Regions from separate parts of the Mus musculus genome. Here region 2 is linked to region 1. The links are chromatin loops, found by intact Hi-C in ENCODE. Cell type or tissue: left cerebral cortex. All regions are shown on one strand.

Region 1 (2,500 bases):
CCTGAGGTTTGAGTCTTAGCACTACATTAAACCTGGAGTGGTGGTGGAGGCAGGAAGATCTTTCAAGGCCATCGTCAGCTGCATAGGAGGTTTGGAGCCAGACTTGAGTACAAAGGACCCTCTCTCAAAATAACGAAAATGAAAGAAAATTAGAAATGACCAAATGCTGAGAAATGGGTGCAAAGTCAGGAACAACTGCCCACATCATGAGATATTGGAATTTGACTAAAATGCTACTGGAGTAGAAGAGAGTCCTTTGCTGCTGTTTTGTTATGGTGGTGATGGTGGTGGGGTATTATTACTATTATCATTTTTAAATGCTTTATTTGATGAAGCATTCTGTATTCTTCCTAGGAGAGAATCTTCCAGAAGGGCTGGAGGTATTTAGGAATTCCTGGGGGAATTTATGTTTCTGCTACCTGAGCACTTAAGGTTGCCAGTATTTTCAGAGATGTTGAAGGAGAAAAGAAATGTATCCTTAGTACAAGAGAGAGAATATTTCAACTAGACACACTTGTTACCACATCTTTGACTGGTCTCCTCTCAGAAGGAATGGGCCAAAGGAACTTCTGTACACTGCAGACAAACTGAACCTAGTGGTGCATGCATGTAATCCAGGACTTGGTAGGATAAGACATGAGGATCAACCTAAGTTCCAGGGCATTTTGGGACTCCAGAAAAACTCCTGTCTCTAGAATAAAATGGGATAAAAACCAGTCACAGAGTTTTGAAGTTCTGTAAACTTGGAACCAATCTAGATGAATAAACCAGAACTGGAGAAAAGAAAAGGCTCACTGAAAGACCCGTGGGTTGGAGCTGTTTTCAAAGCTCACCAAATTTTCAACTATTTTAGCTGTGCATATCCCAACCTTCTCGTGGATGGACTTTTAAAGCCACTTTTCAGGAGAACAGCACACTTTTGGTAGTGTGTGCAAAATGATTGAGTAAGTGTGGAGTAGAAGGCATGGGGGCAGGCAAACAGTCTGACATGCGCACAGCCGCTCAGCCTTCCTACACTTCTTCCAGCCCTTGTAGCCACACCTAGGTTTCGTTGCCCATACACGCACTGAAGGTTCTGTTTCTTTCTCCCAGAGAAGCATAATTCCTCAAGACACAAAACTGAGTTTGTTTCTTCTTTCTTTTCCCAACATTTCTAAAAATATGAGTGCTATTCATGCTTACTAGAAAGAATACTGCATTTTGGAAACTGTGTTACAGCCAGAAAATAAATTTTAAAAAAATCGTGAGTCTTCCTTAGCTCAAAATGTACATTTAAAAAGTTTTCAATAATGTAGAGAGCAGGAAATGTTTCCATAGCAGCCGGCATGGGCCTAGTGTGAAAGTGAGAGAAGCAATGTAAGCACTTTCTTTGCTCTCACCCCACTGCGCTCAGTTGTATATTAGGCTTTTAAAAGTTATTTGTAAATTATATCTTCATGAGCAGCTTACAAGATAATCTAACAGAAAGAAACACACCATTTGGGGATCCATCTATACTTTTATTTGTGCATAATGAAAGGGGGCACAATGACAAGCTTAAGAATCAAATGTAGAAAGAACTGAAAACTGCATGCATCAAGTTATATTTCCCTAGGGCATTTGTATAGTCTTCTCTAGCCATGTCGTCTGCTTCCTGCCTTCCTCAATTGTGTGGACGGAGTTGTGCATGCTACCTTCCTTGGGTGTGTATTGAGTATTCTTTCCTGTTTAAAAGTCTCGCACGGTAAGAGAAACATTAATTAGAGCTTTGCTCCTTAATTGGAGACTTCATGCAATGTGCTGACTTAGAAGTACTTTTGAACATGTGATTAATATTCTAGATAGCACTATTATATGTTCGTGCTTTTTTATGAAAAAAATAATCAAGTTTAATTTAGAGAACACTATCAGAATGTATCTGAAAGACTGCATTGGCATCCGAAGAAGAAGGAGAAGAAGGAGAAGAGGAGGAGGAGGAGGAGGAGGAGGAGGAGGAGGAGGAGGAGGAGGAGGAGAAATAAAAGCAACCTGAAAATCATGTTTATTAGAAGACTGGAGAAAAATAATAATGACATTTAGCTTTAAAAATCCTAAGTTTCTTGCAAATCAACTTACTTCAAAGCGGAAGAAAGCTAAGTCATTTTAAATATCATAATACATGTAGGCTTCTTTCATTGAATATCATATACATTTAAAGGGAAAGTTATACAGAATTTCTTTCTTTTTCTTTTCTTCCTTCTTTTTTTGATAAGATCAATTATTTATTTCTGAGAACTCTAAAGCCTTCAATTTGCCAGACAAAGAGCATTGGAATATTCCATTTAGTTTATTTACATATCTCTTCACCAATTTCTCCAATGCACACAGTTTCTTCTCTACTCTCCAACACTAGTTAAAGATCAGCCATCAGCATTCCATGTCCTCTGAAACTCTGTCATTTCGTACTTTCACTCATACTTCCTGATCCTGAGGCGGTAAGCTCCATGAGCTTCCTGGTGGTGCTTTGGTTTGGTTTGTTCTG
Region 2 (2,500 bases), 250 kb after region 1:
TGAGAAAATCATAAACAAGCCATCATCCTAAATACCAGCCGCCAGATTTATACCATCCATTGTAGTGGAAATCAATATAGTGGGGTTCGTTTGACAGCTGAAAGTTCAGGGATAGGAAGTAATTTATCCAAGGTTGCGGCCAGTCCAAGCTGGAGGTAGGCTGAACGTCTGATCCCCTTGTGCAGCCTTTTGATATAAAACATGAACATAAAAATTGAAAGTTCTTATCTGGTAGATGTAAAACTTTTCTGTCTTGGCTTTGTTAATAAGGTACCCTCCCCCAAATATTAAGCAGTGAAGTCTCCTGAATATACCACCAAGGTTGTTATGCCAATGGATGCAGAAGCAACTTTGGGGAAAACGGATTTCAGTCTCACCCCACTTGTGAGAATTGGGTTTCCAGTCTAAGTCAGAGCAGAGAGCCCCTTTGGGTAATCCCACATGTCAAGTCTCTATTGAATATGAACTTTGAGATACTTGCTTATTCCCTTCCAGATATGTCAAATTTCAACAAAATAGGGGTAAAATCAAGTGCTAATTACCTGTAAAAAGGAAAGTGAAGTTAGGAGCTGGGGCTGGGAAGAAAGGGTCAAGAGAAAACTTTGTAGAATGAAGGTAAAAAATCTATTTTCATAGGAGTTTGGGTTAAGATTGTGTGATAAGCACCATCAAAATGTATTAGATATTAAATAGTTATCTAAGATTTGTATGTTTCATTATATGTGAATTTTAGCTTAAATACAATCCAATATAATAGAAGAATAACCAAGAAAATATTTAGGGCATAATAGAATTAATAATTAAAATAGTAAAGTTGAATTTTTAATCATCTTTAGCAGCCACAGTACATAAACATCTTCAATAACTTCTGCAAAGAAATGAAGTTTCCAGAAGCCAAAATGTGTATGGAAAGTAGAGGACATATGTTCTTGGCAATTGTCACAGTTGGCACTGCCAGAAAACCAGGTCTTTGCCCTTGAATGAAAAAGGCTTCCTTCAGCAGTCAAGCATTATAGGCTGGCTGCGTGTATGGAGCGTGGGAGAGATGCCAACGTATAGGAACTCTGCAATTTATTTCTGAAGAGACTCCTGCAGAGCAGTCGAAATTTGGCATCTAAGGATCGCTAATGTGTTCTTCCAAACAAATGTGGAAATAGGTCCAGAAGTGAGCACGGAGGAAGAAAAGCTCCACTTCAGCCTAAGATAAAGTGGGACTTGATGGTTTATGGGAAAAATTACCAAAGCATGCAGACAAATAAGAAATCTCAGCTCAGTGTGGTGCCACGTGCATATAATCTCAGCACTTGGGAGCTGTAGGCCAGATCAGGAGTTCAAGGTCCTTCTAAGCCATTTAACTGGCTTAAGGTCAGTTTAGGAGACATGATAACGCGTCTCAAGCTAAAAGAAGAAGAAGAAGAAGAAGAAGAAGAAGAAGAAGAAGAAGAAGAAGAAGAAGAAGAAGAAGAAGAAGAAGAAGAAGAAGAAGAAATTCCACTGACATTGAGTCATTTGGGGATTTTCTTTACTCTTCTGTTCCCACTTTCAATATTAGCCTGCATGTGCCCCCTAAATGTGCATGTCTTAGAATTTTAATTCCTCAATATGTCAGCTTTGACAAGTGGGATCCATGGTCTCATGAATAGAGCAACGCCTTTCTTGAATGGACAGGTTAGCTATCACTGGTATTCAAGATGTTCAATTCTTCTTTCTTTCTTTTTACATCTCACTTAACTTTCCAACTTCTGCCATGAGTTGAAGCCCTGCAAATGCCTTAGCAGCAGCCACCAAAAATGCTGGCACTATGTTCTTGGAAGGCCTTGTCTTTTAAACCATGATCTGAAATCAACCTATGCCCTTTGTAACTTACTCAATCTCAGACACTCTGTTATAGCTGTAGAAAATGAACATGACCTACACCCCTAGCTATTTAAATGGTTTGAACTATTCCAAGCACAGGGAAAAAAAAGCAACTAATAAAACAAGAGCACATTTGTGATCCAAGATTCTTTTTGTAAGATTGAAAATGTGTTCATTTTTGTGGCTAGACATATTAGTAATTAAATAGTTCAAGTGAATCTGTAGATTTTGCTGGTGTGTTTATGTTCATATAAAATTTGCTCTTTCAACACTTTCCTTCATCTCTCTGTTATGTATTCTTGGATGTGTACTTCTTTGGGGTTGATGAAAATGCTTTGAAATTAAGGGTGTGATGGTTAATTTCAATAGGCAACTTGATGCGATCCAGAATAACTTGGAGAGAGAGATGAACTTCTATGTATGCCTGTAGGGGATTTTCTTGATTAGGTTGATGGACATGGGAAGAACTTCCCACTATTGTTGGAACAATTTTGTGAACTGGGACAATTTTGTGGACTGCAACCATTTTGTGGACTGAGATTCTAAATTGTATTTTCAAAAGGAGAAAAAGTGTGGCTGCAAAGCTGGTTCAGTCATTAATTGTATTTACTTCTTGCTCTTGTAGAGGACCTGGGTTCGATTC

Evidence for each region. A loop is a pair of places that touch in the nucleus more often than their neighbours do. Peaks named below come from ENCODE experiments on the same cell type or tissue, not always from the same donor. Only the 100,000 strongest peaks of a DNase experiment are listed, where the experiment ranks them.
Region 2: a loop joins it to region 1, with 3 times the contacts of the local background. A loop is called at or near these places in 3 of 42 quality-filtered maps.

The regions. Positions count from the first base shown.
Region 1 is chrX:167,203,018-167,205,517 of GRCm38, reverse strand. No RefSeq gene overlaps it. Among named protein-coding and RNA genes, the nearest start is that of Tmsb4x, 5.0 kb to the left of the region's middle. In left cerebral cortex, no CTCF peak of the experiment used is centred here; DNase peaks (open chromatin) are centred at 999 and 1,274.
Region 2 is chrX:166,949,750-166,952,249 of GRCm38, reverse strand. No RefSeq gene overlaps it. Among named protein-coding and RNA genes, the nearest start is that of Gm30354, 66 kb to the right of the region's middle. In left cerebral cortex, no CTCF peak of the experiment used is centred here; a DNase peak (open chromatin) is centred at 1,100.